Linked DNA regions of Homo sapiens: regions 2 and 3 are each linked to region 1. A link is a loop called in an ENCODE intact Hi-C map of the cell type or tissue named here. Cell type or tissue: PC-9. All regions are shown on one strand. Each heading gives the region's core, and the rest is flanking DNA. Links, peaks and the distances in the headings are about the cores only.

What was found. A loop is a pair of places that touch in the nucleus more often than their neighbours do. Peaks named below come from ENCODE experiments on the same cell type or tissue, not always from the same donor. Only the 100,000 strongest peaks of a DNase experiment are listed, where the experiment ranks them.
Region 2: a loop joins it to region 1, with 12 times the contacts of the local background. A loop is called at or near these places in 8 of 110 quality-filtered maps.
Region 3: a loop joins it to region 1, with 8 times the contacts of the local background. A loop is called at or near these places in 3 of 110 quality-filtered maps.

What each region holds. Positions count from the first base shown.
Region 1 is chr6:83,050,467-83,059,001 of GRCh38, forward strand. It overlaps UBE3D (ubiquitin protein ligase E3D), which reads right to left. Exons shown (of 10, transcript NM_198920.3): 2 at 7,360-7,556; 3 at 3,682-3,772. Among named protein-coding and RNA genes, the nearest start is that of UBE3D, 11 kb to the right of the region's middle. In PC-9, for the core only: CTCF peaks have their summits at 5,099 (motif pointing left), 5,298 and 7,485 (motif pointing left); no DNase peak of the experiment used is centred there.
Region 2 is chr6:82,326,897-82,335,431 of GRCh38, forward strand. No RefSeq gene overlaps it. Among named protein-coding and RNA genes, the nearest start is that of TPBG, 33 kb to the right of the region's middle. In PC-9, for the core only: no CTCF peak of the experiment used is centred there; a DNase peak (open chromatin) is centred at 4,635; H3K27ac peaks cover 1,347 bases.
Region 3 is chr6:82,871,297-82,879,831 of GRCh38, forward strand. No RefSeq gene overlaps it. Among named protein-coding and RNA genes, the nearest start is that of UBE3D, 190 kb to the right of the region's middle. In PC-9, for the core only: no CTCF peak of the experiment used is centred there; a DNase peak (open chromatin) is centred at 4,655; H3K27ac peaks cover 2,060 bases.

The sequences.
Region 1 (8,535 bases), core at 324-8,323:
GTAAGCAGATCTTAACTCTGTTCCCCTGCTCCTACAGAGGTGCTCCCAATACAGATAAATCAACATATTCCAAGGTACCTTCCTGGGAAATATGTTTACAATTAGTTGATTTGGGGCACATACATGCTCTTTTGAAAACCTTTGGTCTTGTTTTCTATTTAATGAGCACAAAGTTGTCCTTACCACTCACATAAAACAGATAACTGCGGGAGAAATAAGAAGAACACTGGGTTTGACATTAATGGTCAACATGAAATCCATGTGCAGTTACTTAAGGAAGCGTCTTTTTCCATACAACTCAGTCACAGGGCATGCTACCTAAGAGTTACAGGTAAGCAAAGCCTTGAGTCATTTACTAAGGATTTCTCTGCATTACTGAAGAGGCATGCATATGCCAGGCACACAGGTGTGACATGAAAAGGTTTTTGGGTAAGCCTTGCTTAAATGAGGCAAAGGCTAAGTCAAGTCCACTGTTTCTCAGAGAGAAAAAGAGAAAGGGAATTCATTTCCTCGGCACCTGCAGAGTATGTGAATCACAGTCTTGAAACAAAAAGGTTTGAAACACTAAACTAGATAATTTGCTAGTTTGCTAATAAGAGCAATCTGGAAAAGGGGGTAGAAAGTCTATAAAACCAATTTAAAAGACCTTGTCGAGCATTAACTATTACATATGTTACATCCTTTAACTCTCTTGACAAGTTTGGAAAATAGGCCTTATTAGAAGGCTGTATTAGAAGAACCTGAGGTAGTACAAACACAACTTCCCAGCTACTAAGTCAAGAAGCTGGATTTCAAACCCAGGTCCCCATTCTCCTGCTCCTGCCTCCAGGGCCTGCCGATGGTCAGGGTTAGGGAGAGTGAGTGCTGCCCTTTTAGTTCTCAGTTCCATGACTGTAAAAGGGACTGACACAGAAGATACAGTTCCTGAACAGAAAAAATGGGGGCAACAGATAAAAGATTTTTCATATTATCATCCTGTTCCAATGAAACACAAATAACAGCCAATAATGAACCAGCATATCCTTTACTGTAAGCAGAACCCGGAAATACTGTTACACTGATTTAACATGTTCCAACTGTAACTTCTAGGAATCCCTATTGTTGTCTAGGAATGCATGTTTCAGAAACTTCTTCTGAGAATTCAACCAACGCCTAAAATAGATTGAGAGAAGGAAAACACTCTTGGTTCAACTACAATGTAAACTGAGATCCCCTGAACCTTTCAGGATAAAGTGGGCCTGTCACCGAGTACATGCAATAACTTCAACCCTTAGGTAATTCAAGCAAAGATGAGGTTCCCTCCTCTGCAAATTTAAAGTCACCTCATTTCTTACTCAAGACAGTCACTCTGAGGATCCTCCATTTGTAACCTCTCACTTATGCCAGAGTAACTCTGTGCCATCTCATCTACCTGGGACACTGACAGAAATCAGGAAGCAAGCAAGAGAGGTTGGTAGAAGGCCAAAACAAACATGTCAACGTTTATTCAATTCAACCCAGCAAAAATTGATTGAGAGCATACTATTTATGAGGGACAGTGCCTGATGCTGAGGAGGATGATGATGATGATAAGAACAGTAATTATAGCAGTAGCTAATACATACTGAATGCTTGCCACGTGCCAGGCACTGTCATAAACACTTAAACTCACTCCATTCTCCTAGCAACCATATGAGGTAGGTCCTACTGTTAGCCACATTTTTGCAATAAAAGAATTGAGGCACAGAATGGTTAAGTAACTTGCCCAGAGTCACACTGCTAGTAAATGGCAGGTGCAAACCTAGCTGCTCTGGCTTCTGAGTCTGTACTACTAGACAGACTCAGAAGGGACTACCCTGTACTGCACTCTCAAAAGAGTAGGGATAAAGGATACAGGGGACAACAAGATTATCTGCACTCCGAGAGCCTACAGTTTAATTGTGAAGACAGGCAAATAAACCTTAGACGAACACCTAAACCAACCCAGGGTTGAGAGAAGGCTCATAACAGTACCTGTCCCGTCAGCTGAATTCTGAAGTTCAGGTAGGAGCCAACGAGGGGGAGACAGAGTGTGGGGTGCATTCCTCCAGGAAAGGAAGTCACTTTCATAAGGCCCCAGGGTGAAAAAATATCATGAAAAGGCTGTGGGGCTGCACATTGATCACCAGAGCTGTGTACAGAATGCCAGTCAATAATGGCATGTTTTTTTGGGGGAGGAGGAATAGGTTGGGGAAAGAGATATGAAATGTGAGGGTGGAGAGGTAAATAGAGGTAAACTCATAAAGGTCCTAATGTAGCATGTTTCTGGAATTTATATTGGAGAAATGGGGGGCCATGGAGGGGTTTGACCAGCAGAGCCTGATGCATTTGAGAACAATTACTTAGCTGTGCTAAAATAGATCAGATGAGAGGACAAAACTACAGGGAGGCTCAATGGATGAGGAGTTGGCAACAAGTGTAATTAGGTGAACAAACAGTAGCCTCAACTAAGGTAGAGGCACTGGGATGGAGGAAAGTGGACTTATGTAAGACATGCTATGAAGAAAGTAGCAAAAGAACTTGGCAACTGATATGGGGGGAACCCCTTAGAGCAAGCTGACCCACGTTAGAGCATATGGCCCAAAGGCTTTGAATGTGGCCCAACACAAATACGTAAACTTTCTTAAGACATGAGATTTTTTTGGCAATTTTTTAAAAACTCATCAGCAATTGTTAGTGTTAGTGTATTTTATGTGTAGCCCAAGACAGCCGAAGGCTTGGACTCCCCTGCCTCCAGAGGGAGGAACTTCTGGCAACACCAGGTTTCTACCTTGAGGACACAGGTAGAAGTACAGCATTACTGAGATAAGGAACACTGGAAGAGAAGCAGGTTTCAGACAGGAAGGATCCGTTCACTTATAAGTCTTAGGAACATGGCTCAGGAAACCCATCTAATAAAGAACTCTAAATTCTTTAAATAGTATTAACAATAATTAGGATTTAATCTGTCTCTCCAGCTGATGAATGACTCGTGGCTGAAATTTTAGGAGGAAGGGTTTGTGCCCAAGAAACAAGAAGGCTGACATGAGGGACAAAAGAAAAAGAAATTAAAAAGCCTTAGGGACTGTAAAAAAACCCAAAAACAACAACAACAACGAAAAAACCAACAAAGAGTCCTTCCCATCTCAACAGGGCAATCACAGCACATGGCAAGAATAAATGACAAAATTAACCTAATCATTGACAAAAGGTTAATTTGTGCTCTGTATGCTCTGTTTTAATAAGCAGGAGAAATAGGAAATGGATTTTAGAAAGGCACTGATAAAAACAGTTCAAATAAAAAGTTTTTGTGCAAAAGCTTGTTATGTGGAAAAAATCACTGAATGTGGAAAATGTCACTCAGCATCGTGTTGGATGAAATGTGACAGGTCCCATGTTTCTTTTCAGGAGGGAGGTGCTTCAGTGATCAGCACAGGTTTTCGGCCAAGATAAGCACTCCTCTCTCAAAGCCAGCATCCTAGTGCTCCCCTTTATGTCCCTAAGAGCTAATCACTCTGCGATTGCTAGCAAGTTTTGTGGCTAATTTTGTTCAAAGTGACATTAAGCTGGCTCTCACTTTAAGGCCATATACTACTCCATTGGCAATTACTTGAAAAATTCTGATAGAAAAAGAGATAACCATTGCCAGGCACAGAATTAATCAGTGTTAAATATATTCCTTACCTGTCTTTTATTATGACTTCACCGCAGGATTGGCAATAAAACGTGCAACATTCTTGGGTTTGCGAGCTTTGATTAAACATTGAAATCAGTTCTAAAGGAAGTCAATGAAATAGCTAATCTTAGAGATTGAAACAAATATATTAACATACTTAAACAGTTCAATAGCCACGATAAATTACCATCCATAAACAGTTTATGATCCACCCAGAAGTACACATTTAATTAATACTATCTGATGACTCAAGCAGAAGCAAATATTGTGAAGTGTTTTTGAAAACAACAGATTTTGCTAAGTGTTCCAGAGACAGGTACTGCTCTAGATTACGCATGTAGCATTTGTTAGTTCTCTCATTCTAAAAATACCAACATTAAGGATGAGTGAAAAAGAACTATTTCCTTCTCATCAAGCTAACTACACAGATCTCCAACATTCTCAGCTTCCCTCTGCTGTGTCTCACAATAGTGTTTCATCAGTGTGAACAAATAGAGCTCTTAAATTTGAGTTTAATTTTTTTTTTTTTTGAGATGGAGTCTTGTTCTGTCACCCAGGCTGGAGTGCAGTGGCGCAACCTGGGCTCACTGCAATCTCTGCCTCCTGGGTTCAAGCAATTCTCTGCCTCAGCCTCCCGCGTAGCTGGGATTACAGGCGCCCATCACCATGCCTGGCTAATTTTTGTATTTTTAGTAGAGACGGGGTTTCACCATCTTGGCCAGTCTGGTCTTGCATTCCTGACCTCGTAATCCCCTTGCCTCGGCCTCCCAAAGTGCTGGGATTACAGGCGTGAGCCACCGTGCCCAGCCAACTTTGAGTTTAATTTTATTTAAATAAGGTTTATGTCCAGTCTAGCATATAACCATATGAACAAACAAAGATCTCAAACTAATGTTTATTGGACACCTCCCTGGGAATGAAATGGCTCCAAAAAGAGTCCAGTTTTCCCAGATCAAAAATCAATTTCTAATGAAAGCTATGGTAAAACGTTGAAAGCTGTGGGGAAAAATGTATATTTCTCACACTATGGGAAAGAGCAGCATAAGGCCGCATGTTCCCTTAGTTTCTATTATTTCTTTTATGAAATAAGGAAACTTTCATTTAAAAGAATGAACTAAAATATGTCTATAAAAATCTAATTAAAGAAATGAGGTCATATCCATCAGAATCAAGCAATGTGGATTTGGTTTGTGTTTTTCTGTATGTATTTTAAGATTTTAAAAAACTGATGCTAGAAGGTTTACGCCTTGGCAATTAAAAATCTTAACAGTTTTTAAGGGGTGGCCAGAAATCCCTATAGCACTAAGGTGCAATAAACAGTATTATTCTTTAACTTTGAGCAGATTAAAAGGAGACCTAGGAATCCAAAATATTTTTTCCAGACCCACAAACAAATTTTCAGTGAAACACTACCCTCTGCTGGCCACCCAGCATGATGCACTGGGTCGGGTTTAAAATTCAGTTTCTGATATAGAGGAATCCTGGGAGAGCGTTGCTGCGGGGGATCAATCTAATGCGTGTGCTCTAATAGATCCTACTGTAGCTAGTTCCACACCGAGGGTCACAGTTTGACACTCAAAATAGCAGTATACCAGTATGATGTTTACTATAGTTGTCCTTAAAAGGGTGTTCTTAGCATTGAAAAGTCATCTTTTTAAAAAACCCTGAAACACAAACTGAAGGCTAAAACTTTCAAGTCACTTCCTACAAAACAGTTTGATTCAAGTTCACACCAGTACATATCTATTCATATTTATTCATTCCACAAATATTTATACACCATCTATTATATGGAAAGCACTCAGGCAATTAAGTGCTGAGGAATCTGTTTTGCATACTCTTTCATGCACTATGGAACAGGACTTTGATAATTTTCCTTTTCAGATATTTGAGCAAAATATATTAAAAGTGTAAAGAAATAGGAGACCAGTGAACACAAACAATATGCAAATCAGCACATAGCAGTCAATTTATTTTGTCCTATAGTTTAAACAATGTTTGCAGATTTAAATTTTTAAAAATAATTCCAGTTTTGATATTTGTATATTCAGTTACAGAATACAGAATATGGATGGGCAAAAACCCAATACTATGTCCCTGGTGGTCTCTATTCCTCCATCTCTAAAATCACAATCCCAGAAAACACTCCACTGTGGCTTTCATGCTTGCCTTTCCCAAATCTCAGAACCCAACACAAAATTCCTGCTGTGGTTACTCTTGTGAAAGAGGTAACTGTTGTGAAGGAGAAGGTGATGACAACACAACATCCAGCCTCCCATGGCCTCTTCCCTGAAACAACACTTTCTCTGCCCATTATTAGGTGCAATCAGGGAGTCTACTTCCCAGCTCGGTGACCCTAACCTTCTTGCTATGGTTATTCCAACAGTCATTCCTAGTATTTATCCTACAACATTTAAGTGCCATGACATCTCTTTTCCCTACCCTTTGTTCCTAAAACTAACCCTGCCCAACTCAAACTAGTTATTCACTAACCCAGGACTTGAGCAAAAATTGCTCTCCAGTAAAAAAGAAATGAAACCCTCTCTATCTTCTCTTTCCTCACAAAAGCCAAGAGCACAGACTCAGGGGAATACTCAACATCTCCTAAATGGCTCTTCCAAACACTCCTCCTGACCCCATCTCCAGGATCCACACAGCGCAGATGAAAGGTTTATTACAGATGAGGCAGCAGCGAAGTGTCAGTGTGCAGCTGAAAGAATTACAATCTTTCTCTGATAATAAACATCACATAAGTCTTTTACAGCCTATTTCCCCCTTTGACATAATTTTAATCCCCCAAAGCATATATTACGTACATTGTAATAGATGTAATGAACCAATAATTTTATACAATAAATAACCCTGAGGTCTTAGAAAAAGCAAATTTTCCACTGCCTTACCGAATCATTATACCAGTTACAAAATGTTGTAAATATAACAGGCATAGTAAAAGTTAAAATCAAATTAAGTATCAAACTCAACTGTAGGACCTTTTGTGTACTGTTTTCTCTATTTGGAACAGTCCCCACATGGATAGGATTTCCTTATTCAGGACTCAGGTCAAACATTACCTCCTCAGAGTGGCCTTCACTGATCATCCTTCAGCCAACCCTAGTCACTCCCTATCCCATTATTCTGTTTTATATTATCATAACACTTTTCTTAATATTTAAATTGTTTGCTCATTATCTGCTCCCACCAATTAGAATGTAAGCTCCATGAGAGCAGACACCTCCCCTACCTTGTTCACTCTGTATCCCCAGAACCTAGATTGATGCCTAGCACATAGCACAAACCAAAATATTTGTTGAATGAATAAATTTCCATGTAATGCTTTAAAATCAATCAGGTCTTATACAACTGCCATCTGATTTAATCTTCCCATCTGTGAGCCAGAAAATTTTACAATTAAAGAAACAAGGCAGTGGGTAAATGGGAAATCTCTATACTTTCTGCTCAATTTTGCTGTGGGTGGAAAAGAAAGAAGGAAGGGAGGGAGGGAAGAAGCCTCAGAAAGGTTAAGTAACATGTTCAATTGCATACAGCCAATAACTGGCAGAGCTGACAAAGACCCTAGAGCTTCTCAACCCCTTCACCTGGGAAAAGTTCAACTTATCAAAGGAAAAATCACCTTTGGTTTATAACAAAAAGGTAAATACAGCAGCAGAAGTGCTAATATTACTCACTTGTGCCTAATTTTGCTTGCGTCTGCAGTCGCAGGTGCAGTCCATCTCCAACAACAAACTGTAGCCCACGGCAAGAGGAAGGTACAAGCCTGACCTCTGCTGGAAGCTGGATTTCTGTGCAGCCTTCAGGGGTTTTCATCTGGAGTGAAGATGGCATTATGGAAATATTCATGGGCATACCTCCTTCTTTCGGTTCTCTGGTAATTAAAAACAAAACCCAAACAAATTATTTCTCACAATGAAAACCACATGATGAAAGAAACAAAAATGGCCAAGGATCTCTTTCTTCCTCTTCAATAGGAGCTCTAAAGTCACTGCCCCAGAAAAACAGCAGCAAGCAGATCATAAAGGAAAGCAACCTACACTAGATTTAGATCTGATCAGAGTGCCCTTCACCATCACCATAATATGCAAGTCCTGGGACAGATTTTTGGTTCTTCCTTCTGAGAAGAGCACTAAAATAATGTTTTATAGTAAATCAGAGCAAAGTACTGTTATTTCATATACAAGATTTTAATAAAGAGACCAAGATTCAGTGAAACAATGATACAAGACAAAAACCTGTCAATTTTAAGAATAAAAAGAATTAATGAAGAAAACGATACAGTGATGTATGAATATCAGGTGTGAAAGGACTTACTAATCCAATTCAGAGCAAACACAAATTACTCAGTATAGGCAATAAAGAGTAAAACACAGTCCCTGTCAAAAGCCCCCAGGCATCAAAAGTATAGAGGGGATAAAGGCATCTATGGAAATGACCCTCCTCTGAAACTGCAATACGCTTAGCAATGCAACAGAGGTACAAAGTACCATGGCTCCCTCTTAAGTGCAGACAGCAGGTCATCCACATGGTGTCAACTAAGTGCAGACAGCAAGCCATTTGCTTGAGTGTCATCTGAGTACAGAGGGTAGACCATGTGCTCAGGTGTGGATCTTGGTTAGGCCTTAGAAATCTGCCTTAGAAAATCTTATAGCTACTTTCTGGCTAGTTCCTTTTCAAAGCATATGGATCTGCACTTAGTTAGCAATACAGAATATTAAGCATCTGAGTTTTTTGCAGGGATGACAGTTTCAAACCTGAGTCAAAAGTTCAATTTCAAGAAATGGTGTTTAAGAAATAATGATCCTCTAAAACAAGAGTCAGCAACTTTATTTCTGTGAAAGACCAGATAG
Region 2 (8,535 bases), core at 323-8,322, 720 kb before region 1:
TTTCCTTTAAGTAGACACCCAATAGTGAGATTGCTGGATTGAATGGTAGGTCTGCTTTTAGTTCTTTGAGAAATCTCTCTACTGTTTTCCATAGTGGTTGTACTAATTTACATCCCCACCAATAGTAGAAAAGCATTCCCTTTTCACTGCACCCACATTGATATCTATTGTTTTTTGTCTTCTTAGTAATGGCCATTCTGACTGGGGTAAAGTAGTATCTCATTGTGGCTTTAATTTGCATTTTCCTGATGACTAGTGTTGTTGAGCATTTGTTCATGTTTCTTGGCCATTTCTATATCTTCTTTCGAGAAATGTCTACACATGTCATTTATCCACTTTTTAAAGGATTTTTTTTCTTGTTAATTTGTTTCAGTTCCTTATAGATTCTAGAATTAGTTCTTTGTCAGATATATATAGTTTCTCAATATTTTCTCTCTGTAGGTTGTCTATATACTCTGTTGATAATATGGTGTTTCTTTTTAGGCAATAAACCAACACTTACTAGATCAACAATCTAGTGTGTTCTCATATTAATCATATTTTAGAAAGAAGAATATTCAAGAAAATGTCTATATTTTTTAAAAACAAAATTACAAAATAATGCATGTTAGTAAAGGAGCTTGTAAAAAAAATTCCCTATGTTTTGTGGAAAAAAATTTTGCCTAGTTTATTCTTCTAGATAATGTTTGATAATGTTTGTTAAATATATAAATGTGCCAAGAAATAGTCCTATTTCATCCACTATGCTTCTTGGAACCGCAGATTTGCAAGAAAACTTCAATAAGTACAGTGTAAAAAAGAGATATGTAGTCAAGTAAGTTTTCTAAACTCTGAGTTCAATGAAATCAAACAGTTTTTTTTACATCAAGACTTCTTAGAGCCTTAACTACAATATTCACAGTGAGTCTTTAAAGAGGGAATAATTATTAGTATTTTCCAAATTTATTGTACTACCAGTCCTATTTAAGCAGCACACTATTAACTCCTTACAAAACAAATTACATCAAGATATAGTTTGAAAATTTTTTTAATCAACAGCATGTTTTCTAATTCTGTTGAAAGACCTAATTTTCATCCTATGAAAGACCTAATTTTAATCCTGAAGGGTAATTGTAGTTCTTCCATTATCAATTCCATTCTAGATCCTGATCTCTTATGCTTACTCTCACTTGAAACCCTTAGGAATATCAGTTTGACCATCTTCCTTGAGGATGTAAATAATACAGGAGGAAATGAAAAGCTCATGTCAGAGAAATTTTAATATTAGAGTTATTGGGGAGAAGCAGGGATGAATAAAGGATAACAGTGGGATGGTGAGGCAAAAGCTAGGTCACCCCAAATAGTCCTGAGCTGAAGAGCTTGCTTATACCTTAGGATCAGGGTTAATTTTAAGGCAGAATCAGATAGATAAAGAGGTAACACCAAAGATAGTCATTAAGTCTCTCTCCTCCCTCTGTTCTCTCTCTAATCTTTAGTGTTTGCCAAACTTTCTCTCTGCACATATTAAACATTCAGATTTTGTGGCCAAGGCCTCAGACTGATGGAAGCAGAGTATGCGGAAAAGATGATTCTTAGGACTGGCAGGGTTAGAAAATACTGCCCACTAAGACACCACTGTGTGTGTGACTTGCCTTGCTATTTCTGATCCTGGCCCTCACATCCATAATTATTCTGCTGGAGAATTTGAACTCAACTTCTGTCATATGTGTTTGCTTAGCTTTGGATTCTGGTCACACAGTTTCTGAGCCCATTATCTCATCTTGGTTCTGGTTTTTCTCTCTCTACTTAATATTTCAGATTGGCATTAAACCGAGTGAATTCCCTTTCTGATTAATCTTGCCAGAGCAGCCCAGAAAAAAATGATCTCAATACCTTCTCCTAATATTTGAGGGAATTGGATGTTAAATAGATTCACAGTAACTGAAGAATAGTTGTGGAAGGGAATTTTTAAAAATAGTTAACACAGAATTCAAAAAGTACAAAAAAAGCAATAACTAAGAAGTATAATTCTTCTCTCCTGTTTCTGCCAGCTACAAAGTTCTCCTGCATGAAGGCCACTGGCATTTTATGAATTGTTCTGGAGATACTCTAATGAGTTTACAAACATTTGTGTAATATTTGTGTGTATATTTCTTTTACACAAACGTATCATGCCATCTACTCTGCTCTGCATGTTGTTGTTGTTTTACATAATTTATCTTAGAGATTGTTATAGATTGAATTGTATCCCCCCAAAAAGTATCTTGGAGTCCTAACCTCTAATACCTCAGAAAGTGACCTTATTGGAAATAAGTTTGTTGCAAATGTAATTAGTTAAGATGAGGTCATACTGGAGTAGGACGGGCCTTCAGTCCAATGTGACTAGTGTCCTTATAAGAAGAGACAGAGACATAGAGGAGGAATGCCATGTAACAACAGAGGTGGAGATTGGAGTCATGCAACTGCAGGCCAAGGAACCCCAAGGCTTGCTGGCAAATTACCAGAAGCTAGGAAGAGGCAAGGAAGGATTCTCACCTACAGGTTTCAGAGGGAGCATGGCACTACCAACACCGTGATTTGGGACTTCTGTTACAGTAGGTAGCTAGTCAGGCATGAGAAGGGCAGGAAAGGGCCCCCCACCACCATGAATGTCAGACAACCATCAGGTGATGATCAGGCAGTTGTTAACTGTCTCTCTAAAATAATAATTGGTTACAGCCAGTGCCAGGGAAAGGCAGTCTCCTTATGCATAGAAAAAACCTGAAACTGGTGATCAGCAGCTTCCTGGTATGTATCAGGAGTCGGGCAAGTAGGTTCAAGCATGCACATTAAGAGGCAAAATGGCGAAGTTTAACTGGTATATGACCTTCCAGGGACATGCCACCAGTAAGGGAAGAATGCCTCAAATGAGCATGTTCACCTCCCGACTGCTAGCAGACCACTGTGCATGAGGACAGCCCATCCCAAAGGAGGAATCAGGGAAGAAGGGACACAAAACTCCAGAAGCATGCCAATTTATAAAACCCCAAGTCAAAAGGTCAAAACACACACTTGTCTTTCAAGTCGCCCACTTGGCCCTCTTCCAAGTGTACTCTCTCTTTTGTTCCTGCTCTAAAGCTCTTTAATAAACTTTCACTCCTGCTCTAAAATGTGTCTTGGTCTCTCCTTCTGCCTTATGCCCCTCAGTCGAATTCTTTCTTCTGAGGAGGCAAAAATTGAGGTTGCAGCAGACCCATATGGATTCGCCACCAGTATCACTTCTAGCCTTCAGAACTGTAATACAATAAACTTCTATTATCTTAACCCACACAGTTTGTGGGATTTTGTTTCAGCAGCCTTAGGAAGTGAATACAGAGATCTTTCCATATTAATAGAGAAGTGTTTCATTCTATTTGACAGCTGCACAGTACTCTATTGTATGGTTGGGCCATAACTTATCTACTGGATAAAATAAGTTATGGACATTTATGTGATTTTTAAACTTTTGTCATTAAAAACAATGCAGAAAGTGAGCAAATTTGTACATGTGTCAATTCACATGAGTGAGACTATCTTGAGCTAAATACCTAGGGGTAGTGAATAATCAAATTGAAATAAGATGCTTTGCATGTGAACAAGTGAAGAATTATTGAGACTTGAGTAACCCTAAGTTTCCACAGAGGGTATAGTAAAATTGTGTGCCAGCCAATAATTATGCTAAGTAGGATGACTTTGTCTTGTCTCCTCTCCCATCCCTCCCCAAAATTGTTTGCCGGCTATGTAACCTTTTAGATAAGCCTCTGTTCTCTCCGGATCTCTGCTGCAGTTGAATTTCTAATGTTCTATTACCTAACATCTTAGGGTGGTTATAAGGATCAAATTTTTAAAAAGTTTGTGAAAGCAATTTCCCTACATAAAGACAGGGATTTGCTATTGTCTTTGGTGTAAAGCAATGTTTGATAACTTTATTATGCCTTTCATCCACATCCTATCCACAAACACTTGTTCTGGGTTATAGACCTGCTTCTCATATTTATGTTTACTATGTTTCACTACATAGTAATTTATTAGTCTTCTCCTTTATATTTGCCCACAACAGTATAGTATCTTTCCTACAAATGATACAACCTAATAAATATTTATTCAGTGTTGTTTTAGACTAAATGTTTCATCAGTGAAATTTTTTTATTTCCTAAAATGGCCTGAGCATTTACTTTAGAGTACAGTTTCCATGAACCACTTTTTCCCTCTTTCTTCTCTTTTCAGATTAGAATAACTGTTGGGAATACATTTTTAACCAATGGATTGAAAAAAATCAGTACAAGATCTATTTAATTGTCACAGCAAGTCCATGATGAGGGCTGCACAAAAGAAGGAGGTAATTTGTTTTCTTGGGTCATGAAGACTTTTCTTTTCTAGGCAGGGTTTAGAATTGGGACCCTGGTCACATGATTATTATTCTTAGTATCCTCAGCCCTCTAGCCTGCCAAGAATTGTCAGAGTTAAGAATATGCTGTTGTTTATATGATAAAATTGGTGAAGTGCTAGGAAGAGTTCTAAGTCTTCATACATCTCTCCTAGATCATTCCTAGGTACTTAAAATTCCTACCTTCAGAGTCAGTGCTTTTGTGAATTCTCTCCCACAAATGTAAATAGCCTGAAGGGATTTCATAATCAACCATTTTCAGTCATCAGCAACTCTGTGTGAATTGGCCCATTAGATTCTTTTCCTGCTGACAACGGATGGCCAGGAAGAAAGTGTGAATTCAACAGAGAAGTTTCACAGAAATGAGCTGTGCTCAGCCTTTGCCATAAGAGGGCAAAGTAAGTCCAGTGACATGCATTTCACTCAGTCTTCTTCTCTTTCTACTGACTGAGCCCGGAGCCTTTGAGGGAGGAAGTCCAGGGATTGGAGGGGTATAGAGATTGAGCTAAAAGGACCTTCTTCATTGGCCTGCAGGCTCAACTCTTAGGCAAAATCGTGAAGAAGTAGCTGTTACATTTTTCTAAACTTTCAGTTTGACAAGCATAAGGATTAATTTGGCAAAGCTCAAAATGATATCTGGCAGTCAAAATGGTTCATCACACCTCTTTAAAACATAATGTTGGGAGTGGCTGTTTTCTGAACCAAGTTACTTACTGAAAGTATTCTGTACTTTCCAGCCATTTTCCCTTTTTCTCATTTCTGTGGCCATTGTGGGGCTGCTGATCTCCATGTACTCTGGTAGGGGCTACTTTTTTTTAAAAGGAATCTTTCTTTTTTTTTTTTTATTGAGATAAAATATACATACACAATTTACTATTTTTACTTTTCTTTCTTTCTTTTTTTTTTTTTTTTAGACAGAGTTTCGCTCTTGTCGCCCTGGCTGGAGTGTGCAGTGGCGGGATCTCGGCTCACTGCAACCTCCGCCTCCCAGGTTCAAGTGATTCTCCTACCTCAGCTTCCCAAGTAGCTGGGATTGCAGGCACACACCACCACATGCAACTAATTTTTGTGTTTTTGGTAGAGATGGGGTTTCACCACGTTGGCCAGGATGGTCTCAATCTCTTGAAGTCGTGATCCGCCCACCTCGGCCTCCCAAAGTGCTGGGATTACAGGCGTGAGCCACCGCACCCGGCTTATCTTTACCATTTTTAAGTCTATAGTTCAGTGGTAATAAATACGTTTATATTCTTTTTCCCCCTTCTCCCTTCTTCTTCTCTATCCCCTCCCCTTTCCAGTCTCTGGTAACTGCCAGTCTACTTCCTATCTTCAGGAAATCCACTTTTTAAGCTTCCGCCTGTGAGTGAGAATGTGCTATATTTGTCTTTCTGTGCTTGGCTTATTTCACTTAACATAATGGCCTCCAGTTCTATTCATGTTGCTACAAATGACAAAATTTCATTCTTTCTTATGGCTGAATAATATTCCATGGTGTATACATACCACATTTTCTTTATCCATTCATCGTTGATGGGCACTTAAGTTGATTCCATATTTTGGCCATTGTGAATAGTGCTGCAATAAACATGAGGATGCAGATCTCCTTTGATATATTGATTTCCTTTCTTTTGGATATATACGCAGTAGTGACATTGCTGGATCATATGGTAATTCTATTTTTATTTTTTTGAGGAACCTCCATACTGTTCTCTATAAGTGGCTGTCCTAATTTGCATTCCAATCAGCAGTGGATTAGGATTCCCCTTTCTCCACATCCTCAGCAGCATCTATTATTACCTGTCTTTTTGATATAAGCTATTTTAATTGCAGGAAAAGGATATTTAACTTTGCTGAATATTTTAAGGCCAACAGGAATCAGTGTTTTCCATTGTACCCTACTGGTAGCTTGAGATTTGTCTGAAAGATTGACTGCCTGCCTTGTTCTCTCTCTCTCCCCACAAACCCCTCACCCCTCCACTGCCACACACACACATGCCTTTCTGATTCTCACATGACTAGAAAAACTGTTAGAAAGAGCTGATATCCCATCTAGGTAAACCTGCCTGGACTCTTGGCTACATTTTTCAAGAATTAGCTTTCATTTCACAAGCAATAAAAAATTATAAATTGAAAGCACCTCATGGAAGAAGCATTCACTTTTCTTGAGAACAGCCAACAAAGTGTAGGTGTTTTCATAAATTAGATTCACTCAAAGATGTTTCAATCCAAATATTACTCTGTTATTGATTTATTGAACTTGTCATATTATCTCGTTGTGAAATTTTTCCTTTACGAAAAAATTTTCTCTAAATAAAGAAGCCTCCTTTTTCAATAACAGTATTATTTTTATTAAGTTACTGACTCCTTCTTCTCTGCCTAAAAAACATGTTCAAGCCTCTCTCTACCACATATATATCTTTCCTTGGACACTGTTTTCTACTCAAGTGAATGCTTTATGTCTTTGCTTCCTTTCCTCATAGACTCCACGTCCTAACCTATCATTTTCTCATCAATCAACTATAATAATACCATTATATGTAATAGGCCATATTTGTTGAGTGAATAATGTGTACCAGGCACTGTGCAGCTTACATTTTTTCCAGGAATCAAATAAAGTAGGTATCATTAGTAGCTTTGTTTATACAGATGAAAACGCTGAGGCTTAAACAGTATGAGTAGTTTGCTCAGCAAGTCAGTGAGTAGGTGGCAACCACAGAAACTCCAGTTTTGTCCTATAGGTGACATCTAAGTCATTGCCATTATCCACAATGTATCTACCAACTTACTGTAACTCAATCACTGAATCTTGAAATACAAGGATCTATCTCTACTCTTCATCATATTCAATCTCCCAGCTTCAGTCACAATTGGGCATCTGGGACCTTCTTCCAGCTTTTATTTCCACAATATTATACTCTTTTGGTGTCTCTACATTTCTAACTATTCTTTCTGGCTTTGTTGAGTTAGCCTCTTAAATTGTCTCTTAAATGTTGGTATGATCTAAATTTCTTTTGCCCTCTGAATGTCTTCTCTGAGTGATTTCAGTGACTCCTATGGCCTCTACAATGATCTCAACTCTAATTCCAGGATCCCTTTCTCCTGAGCTCCAGATTTATCTCTACTTTTATAGGTACCACAACCTAGAAATATCCAAATCAACCTCATTATCTTTCATTCGAAGTCTATTTCTCTGCATTTCCTCCCTCATTCTACAATATATTTTATATAAACATACAAGCTAATAGATGGAGTAAGAGACGTTTTTTATGTCCCTTTTCCTTTCATTTCCACATTTAATCAGTCATCATGTCTTACGTTTTCTTTTCTTTTTTTTTTTTTTGAGACAGAGTTTCGCTTTTGTAGCCCAGGCTGGAGTGCAGTAGTGTGATCTTGGCTCACTGCAACCTCTGCCTCCCAGGTTCAAGCAATTCTCCTGCCTCAGCTTCAGAAGTAGCTGGGACTACAGGCATGTGCCACCACATATGGCTAGTTTTGTATTTTTAGTAGAAACGGGGTTTTGTCATGTTGGCCAGGCTGGTCTCGAACTCCTGACCTCAGGTGATACACCCACCTTGGCCTCCCAAAGTGCTGGGATTAAGTTGTGAGCCACCGTGCCCACCTGTGTTTTCTAATTTATAAATTTATCCATGCATCTTCATTATCACTTCTGCTGCTTTAGCTCAGACTCTCATCTTACCTCTTCCCTTCTGGGATCTAGTATTATGTACTGCATTTTATTGTACTCCCTATAACACCTAACACAATTTTGTATACAGAAACAGACCATCAGACATTTGTCAATTCAATAGATGAATATCTATATAACAGTTATGTTTTGTGAAGATCCTCTATCTTCTAATACTTACATGGTGTTTGCTATTTATGAGACATTATTCTAAATGCTTTAGCTATATTACCTAATTTAATCGTCACAATCTTCCAAAGTAGATGAAGTTATTATTCAGATTTTATAAATGGGGAGACAGTCATACAGAAGTGACCTTACTTGCCCAAATTTATGCTGCTAATAAATGGCAGTGCCAGCAGTGCTAGAATTAGACTGCAGGCAGTTTGACTTTAAATCCATGCTCTTAACCACTGCACTTCCTTGTGTTTCCTTTTGATCTACTTCTATGTATTACACTCAAGTTCTA
Region 3 (8,535 bases), core at 405-8,404, 180 kb before region 1:
GCAAGGAAATTTCAGATCTTACCCTGTATGCTCATTATTTATGGTTCTTCCCAGTAGTGTGCTGGTAAATGTTAAACAATCAGTTTGGGAGAGTGGGAGAGAAACCCTGATCTATAATGCTTGCCTGATTTCCATGATATAGATACTGCTGCCATGGATGATTTCAAGCTACAAACATGATGTCGCTGAACAGAATTGGAAAGAGATATCCAATCTCTCAGGTACAGCTTTCTGTACCTGGGGCCTGTGAATTGTAGCATACCATCAGCTCCTTACCATATTGGCTAATATGAAGTTGAAAAAAAAAGCATTAAAAAATTAAAATCCTCCCAGTTAGGATATGCTTTGGACAAGTACCCAGAGATATGATCTGGCTGTGTCCCCACCCAAATCTCATTTTGAACAATAGTTCTCATAATCCCTGTGACATGGGAGGGACCCAGTGGGAGGTAATTGAATCATGGGGGCAGTTACCACCATGCTGTTCTCATGATCCTGAGTGTGTTCCTATGAGATCTGACAGTTTTATAAGGGGCTTTCCCCACTCTTCGCTCAGCACTTCTCCTTGCTGCCACCATGTGAAGAAGGACAGAAGGACATGTTTGCTTCCCCTTCTGCCATGATTGTAGTTTCCCAAGTCCTCCCCAGCCAGGTGGAACTGTGAGTCAATTAAACCTCTTTACTTTATAAATTACCCAGTCTTCGGTATGGCCTTATTAGCAGCATGAGAACGGACTAACATACCTAGTAAACACACATTTGTTTTAAAAACTTTGAGTACTGTTTGGTGAATTAAATTAATTTTCACTCTTCCATAACAGTAGTTCTCAAACTGTGGTCCCCAGACCAGCAACATCAGCATCACCTGGGAATTTATGCAAATACAGATCCTTGAACCTACTCCAGACCTACTGAATCAAAAAACTTGGTGGTGATCAAGGGAGGTCAGCAATTGTTTTAACAGGCATCCAGTGATCCTGCATGCTCAAGTTAATGAATGACTACTCAGATGTAAAAATCTCTTTTCCATTTCAGCCCGCAAGGTAGAGCAAGTCTAACAAGGGAGAGTCCAAGGTCAATTTTAATGAAAAAAAAAGTGGGGAAAGTCAAAGTTCTGGCAAGTAAGTGTGTAATGTAGACTGCAGAGAAGAAAGGTCCTGGCCCAATTATTACTCACATCTGAGTCAGGAGAAGTGTGTGTAAAACCTACCTGAAGAAAAGCCCTCCAGACCAGAGAAGAAATTTGCTGACTTTTGGAGACTCATCCCAGAAACAATGCCTTAGTAGGTATCAGAAGAGAATGGACCCAGTTGGAAAGCTTCACTCCTTAGCATACGTAGCTAGGGGACCTCTGTGTTTTACATAAGTGAGTTAAAACACAGATTTTCTACCTAAACACCACCTGGAATAAATTTTTTCTGCCTACTTCAGTAGTTCACCTGTATTAGATTCTTCTGGTGGGCTTGTTACAACACAGATCGCTGACTTCCTTTCTCCTTGCCTCTCCAGCACCTGACAAAGATTCTCTGTTTCACCAAATTCCAGTCAGCCTCCTCTGAACTCTCTTCTCAATGAGACCCTGGCTTTTAAGCTTCTGTGTTTGTTTCTGCATTGTCCATGTTAGCAAGAATCCTACTAAATCAGTTTAACTAGAATTCTCCACCCTCCAGATACAATTACCCTGAATATCTGATCATCCACCATCGCCTAGGTGATGTCTGATCACCCTGGCCTGCCTTCTGCAAGAATCCTCTTAGGTCCCTTTAGCCAGAATTTCCCCTATTCGTGATGTTTCCTCAAGTAAGTTCCCATCCTCTGATCCCTTCCTGCTCCTTAGCTACTGTGATGGTTAATATTGAATGTCAACTTGATTGGATTGAAGGATACAAAGTATTGTTCCTGAGTGTATCTGTGAGGGTATTGCCAAAGGAGATAAACATTTGAGTCAATGAACTGAGAGATGCAGACCCACCCTTTATCTGGGTGAGCACCATCTAATCAGCTGCCAGCACCGCTAGAAGAAAAGCAGGCAGAGGAACGTGGAAGGACTAGACTGGCTGAGTCTTCTGGCCTCCATCTTTCTCCCATGCTAGATGCTTCCTGCCCTTGAACATTGGACTCCAAGTTCTTCAGCTTTTGGACTCTTGGACCTACATCAGTGGTTTTCCAGGGGCTCTCAGGCCTTCAGCCACAGACTGAAGGCTGCAGTGTCAGCTTCCCTACTTTTGAGGTTTTGGGACTTCCTTGCTCCTTTTTGCAGACGTCCCATTGTGGGACTTCACCTTGTGATTGTGTGAGTCAATACTCCTTAATAAACTCCTTTTCATATATACATCTATGCTATTAGTCCTGTCTCTCTAGAGAACCCTGACTAATACAGCTATAAATTCCCACTCATCCTTATTGTATTCGGAGTTGAGCCCAATCTCTCTCCTATTACAAAACCCTGTTGTAGTACCTTCCTTTGAATAATGTCTGTCTTACCATCTTTAACAAGGGTCATGGTACAGCTTTTCTCTAACACAGCCCACCAAGTTCCTAATTCAGTAGGGTGGGGTGGGGCCCAGGAATTAGCATTTATAACAAGTTCCCAGTGATGCTGCTACTGGTCTGGGAACCACACTCTGAGAATTACTGGCCCTAACTACGTTTTCTAAGTTCTGTATAGTGTTCTTGAGTTGTTAAGGAGCTGTTGGATTTTGCCTCGGGGGCTGTTCTGATGGGTGTTAGGTGAGGAGATGTGTACAGTGGAGCCAGCAACAGAAAAACTTTCATTTTGGCCGGACCATCACTGCAAAGCAGAGACGGAGTTTAATCAGAGCCATAATTGTTACACTGCTTAAGAATTCCAATTTTCTCTAGTGTATCTCATTTTACTGTGAAGAGATATTTACTGCAGAAAATTTTTGTAATTAAAGCATGTAAGTATAATCAATTTTGGCTTATGGGAATGCTTTTCTAGAAATCAAAATGTATACTGGCATCAATGTACAAATATTCCAGAAACCAACATTAAACAATTTATGAGGTATTCATTAATATTCTAATACATTATTTTCAGCATCTCATTCAGGAATGAGCTGAGGCTTTCTCTGTGAAGATTCAGTGTTCCTATTACTGAAATGTCCCAAATGTAACAGAGCAGTCAGTACAACCTGTCTTCCTCATTCTGCTCCTAACCACATAAATAACCAAATAGTATTCATTAAGTTTGCAAATGGCATCACACTGGGAGAAAAATTACCATGAAGGAGAGAAAAAAAAACCTTAAATACCACAGGACCTTGATAATTTGGAGCAAAGGAGAGAAAATATAACAAACATTATCAAAGTGGAGTACTTACATTTAAAGAGAAAATCCAAATTACAAAATAAAAGGAAGGTCATTATACGTGCAAATTTGCCTCTTATTTGTTCATCTATTCAGCAATTTATTATTGAGCACATATTATGTGCTCTGCTCTGGGGATAGAGTGGTGAACAAAACAGACATTGTTTCTCACTCGGGGAACTCACAGAACAAGGGGGGACAGGGGCCTTAAACAAGGAAATAAATAAAAAACTTCCAGTTGTGATAAGTGTTTTGAAGGGAAAAAGCAGAGTAATGTGGAAAAGAATAATTGATATGTGAGAGAAAGAACTATTCAGAGTAGAGTGGTTAGGGAAACCTCTCTGAGATATGAGCTGGAAAGCAATGAGAAGCAATCCGCTTTTGAAAGAAGACTGTTCCAGACAGAGAGGGCTGTCTAGACAGAGTGAATAGCCTGTGCTGAGTCCCTGGGCAAGAAAGGTCTTGGTGTTTTCCTGGAACTGAAAGGAGGCAGGTGTGGCTTCAGCGTAGTGGACAAGAGAGATTGAAGAAAGATATGAGGTGGTAGAGAGATGAGAGCAAGGAGAGAGAGACAGATGAGGCTGGAGAGAAGGTATTCAGGGTAAATATGGCTCACGAGCAGAGTAACATTTTCAAGCAGGAGTTGGCAAACATTTTCTGCAAAGGTCCTGTATTGGTCAGGGTTCTCTAGAGGGACAGAACCTAATAGTATAAATGTAATATATAAAGGGAAGTTTATTAAGTATTAATGTACGCAGTCACAAGATCCCACAATAGGTTGTCTGCAAGCTTGAGGAGCAAGGAGAGCCAGTCCAAGTCTCAAAACTGAAGAACTTGGAGTCCGATGTTCGAGGACAGGAAGCATCCAGCATGTGAGAAAGATGTAGGCTGGGAGACTAGGCCAGTCTCCCTCTTCATGTTTTTCTGCCTGCTTTATATTCGCTGGCAGCTGACTAGAGGGTGCCCACCAGATTAAGGGTGGGTCTGCCTTCCCCAGCCCACTGATTCAATTGTTAATCTCCTTTGGCAACACCCCCACAGACGCACACAGGATCAATACTTTGTATCCTTCAGTCCCATCAAGTTGACACTCAGTGATCACAGGGCCAGAGTTTAGGCTTTGCTGAGTCGTAAGGTCTCTGTCACAAGAGACCTTACTGAATTCTGCAGTTGCAGCACAAAAGTAGATACAGACAATACTTAAATGAATACAGGTAGCTGTGTTCTAATAACACTCAAATATTTACCAAAACAGGCAGTGGGTGGACTTGGCCTACAGGCCAAATTCTTTCAGTTGCCAACCCCTGAAAGAATAACATCGGGCACAATACTATCCTAGGAAACATAAGTAGGAGCAGGACACTCACCTTCCAGATGAGTCAGCATTAGTCAGACCATCACTGAATGAATGTCTTCCTTGGGCTCCACACTTAAATGGCATATGATAAAACTCTCGTAGGTTCTAAAATAGTGATGATTAAAGGTTTGGAAAACTGGCCAAGCAAAAAGTTTAAAGGAGCTGATGTATTCAACTTGATCAACAAAGAAGAGGTAATAAAATAGTTTTCACATGTTTTAAGTGTTATTTTGCTAAAGATTGTCCAACTGTTTATATGTTCACTGAGTGGAAAGACATGAGAATTGAAGGGAAGTGAAAAGCGAGACATGAGAAGGAAATGGAACTGGAAGAATATAATGACCTGACAAGGTAAACACCTGTAAACAATGGGCCCCACTGGCTCTCCTCTCTGCCTCCATGGCAGACTTTTCTGTCCAGGAGTAAAAGATTGTTTTAATCAATGTGGGTTAATATACCTCATTTTAAAGGAACACCATAGTGTATAATTTTATCAAGCAAATAGTTGCCCATAATTAGTCATCTTTAAAACATCACATTTTCCTTTTTTTTTCCAAAAAAAAAAAAAGCCATATTATATTGATCAATTACTATAAGCCAAGTGTGCTGGGCATTTGACATGCATCATCTTGTTTACTCTTCACAATACTCCTAGGAAGTCAATACTATCCCCATCCTCATTTTACTAAAAATGAAGTCAATGCTATTCTTATCTTCATTTCACAGAAAACTTAGACTAATGTTACTAAGTAATTTGTCCAATGGCAACTAGCTAATAAATGGTAGACCCAATTAATTTTATTTTTTAGTGAGGCATAGTAAATGAGGAACAGCTGTATTTACACTTCTTTTTAAAATAGCACTGAGTAATATTTATCATAAGATCTCTACTTTTTAAATCAAGAAGGACAAAAATTAGAATGCACTTTTGACTAAAGCCAACCTAGCTTATCCACAGCTCTATAAACAATAATTTCTACTTATTGTCTACCTGTGTTTTGTGAAGAGGCTCAAATCTTTGAAAACTCTATAGATTCATTTTTCTAAGCTCTCTTAGTGTCTTTTGCAGTATTTAGAGTTTTACATGTCTTTAAAAAGAGGAAGCCTGGTTATTTTATCATTTCTTTGATAGTTCTGATATCCAAAGTATTTGCAGGTCTGTTTTTGCTGTCTTTTATTCTGTTGGTTCCTACTCTTGGGTTGTTATAAGCTGCTCATTTTTTTTCAGAAAATTTACTGTGAGACTTCTTCGAGGCCTAGGATAAAGGCATATTCCTCCAGAGAGGACTGGAATTTACTTCTGCCAAGTGCTAGAAGGCACTACCACTTCAAAGCCAATTTAAACAACATTTACAACCTGTGGTTTTATTGGACTGCAAATCTGGGAGGCTAGGTTGCAAATCTGTGTCAAGATTAGCTTGTGGTAATATCTCAGGGATAGCTTTCCCTCTTTCTGTCACTGCTTGGTGCCAAGGTAAACATCCTTGCACTCTCTTGGAGGAGGGTATGAGGTGAATTCTTTTCTGACTTACCCTTATAGTTTGAGGTAGTAGCATTATGAGCAGATGGGTCTTCTATTAACCAAGAGCCATCTGCCCTTTGCTCTTGGCTCCTGGGAGAGGATCTCTAAGCCCTTGGAATGTACTGCCCAATATGAATGCCATTGTGTACCTGAGAGCCTGGTCCACACCAATAGCCTAATGATGTGATTTTGAGTTGGGGCTGTGAGTCACATGGTATCAGCTCGAGCTCTAGAAGGGCTGGAAACTAAAGGTCAGTTTTAAGGCGGGCAGCCAGGTCTAAGCAACTGAGCCCCAGTAAAAACTGGAAGCCATGGCTCAGTTGAGCATCCCTGGTTGACAACACTCTGTGCACATTTTCTCACATCCTTGCTGGGAGAAGTTGGCACTGTCCATGACTTGGCTGGGAGGGGCCAATGGAAGCTCCATATGTGGATTCTGCCCCGTGTGTCTCTGGCCTTGGCAGATTTTAATCTGTATCCTTCTGCTATAATAAATCACAGCTGTGAGTATAAAAGCTTTCAGTGAGTTATGTGAATCCTTCTAGCAAGGTTTCAAGTTTGTGGCTATCTTGGGGACCCCAAACTTGTAATTGGTGTCAGAAGTGAGGGTGGTCTTGGGGACTCCCCTACCTCTGCAGTTGTTTTCAGTAGAAAGTGGTTGCTTCAGTGGAAAGGTGGTCTGATTACCCAGCCAGCCACATAGAAATGGAAGAGTCTGTAGTAATTAGGAGATGCAACATTTTCCTGCCTTTAGCCTGTGTTGCATATCTGTTTCACCTAAGTTGAGCAGTATGACTGAACTAATTTTAATTGAAATGTCAGAACAGGCTTTTATGAAATTCAGATGTAGTCAAATGTTGACTAGATAGTTTCTCAATAAAACAAATTTTATCATACGTGTATGCATCTATATATAAATGTAACATATACATTTATGGCTACATGTGTGTGAATATACCTAACAAAATAGCACTGGATTGAGAGTCAACAGATGTGAATTACACATATAGTTCTGATCCTGCCACTTCCTAGCAATGTCAACTTTGGTGATTCACTTAAATTTTTTGAGTCTACCTCCTCATAAACCCAGTCACCTAGGTCAGGGGTTCTCAGTGGGGATGATTTTGCCTACTAGGGGCCATGTTGGAAATTGATGGGACTACTTTTGGTTGTCGTAATATTTGAGAGTGCCATTGGCATTTGGGAGAAGCCAGGGATTCTAAATTTTCCACAATGCACAGCACAGCACTGCCCATCAAAGAATTGTTCCACATCCCTCACAAATATTGGATGTTTTGTCAGACATTCCTATAGGTGAGACAGGTTTTTATAATTATCTGAGCCCAGAATCTAATTTCGTTTTATGCAGAAAAACAAAGTATGTTTTTGCATGATTTTAATACACATGGAATTTTCCAGATTTACAGCTACCATGTATTGAGGGGAGATTTCACTTTGTTTGGATTGGCACTTTCCCTGGGATGCCGCCAGAGTGAGTCACTGAGACCACCCACTTGTGTGAGTCTGCACGTGCAGCTGCACATGTGTGGTGTAGGCATAGACTGCTCCCCAGGTCTTCCAGTGTGGTCCTAAACTGAGCATTTCCATATTAAAGTGGAGAGTATTTATTATAAATTACTTTCATTTCTCCTCTGTGTTGTAGCTAGTGCATTATGTGTGCCTGTAGGTTATAATATCTGTGGAATTAATTTCAAAAGAAATTAAACTTATTCCTCCCATCTAACTGAGGCTTTGTCCCCTTTGACTATCATCAGTTTGATTTTTTTTAGATCAATACTACAATATGGTGAATATGGCTAATAATTGAGTACTGTATAGTTCTTTTTTCTTTTTTTTTGAGATGGAGTTGCACTCTGATGCCTAGGCTAGAGTGCAGTGGTGTGATCTCGGCTCACTGCAACCTCTGCCTCCTAGGTTCAAGCGATTTTCCTGCCTCAGTCTCCCAAGTAGCTGGGATTACATGCATGTGCCACCATGCCTGGCTAATAAATTTCGTACTTTTAGTAGAGACAGGGTTTCATCATGTTGGCCAGCTGGCCTCAAATTCCTGAGCTCAATTGATCTGTCCATCTTGGCCTCCCAAAGTGCAGGGATTGCAAGCGTGAGCCACCATGCCTGGCTAATTTTTGTATTTTTAGTAGAGAGGAGGGTTCGCCATGTTGACCAGGCTGGTCTTGAACTCCTGACCTCATGTGATCTGCCCACCTCGGCCTCCCAAAGTCCTAGGATTACAGGCATGAGCCACCACACGTGGCCCAGTACTGTATATTTTAATATCACTAAAACAATAAATTTCAAATGTTC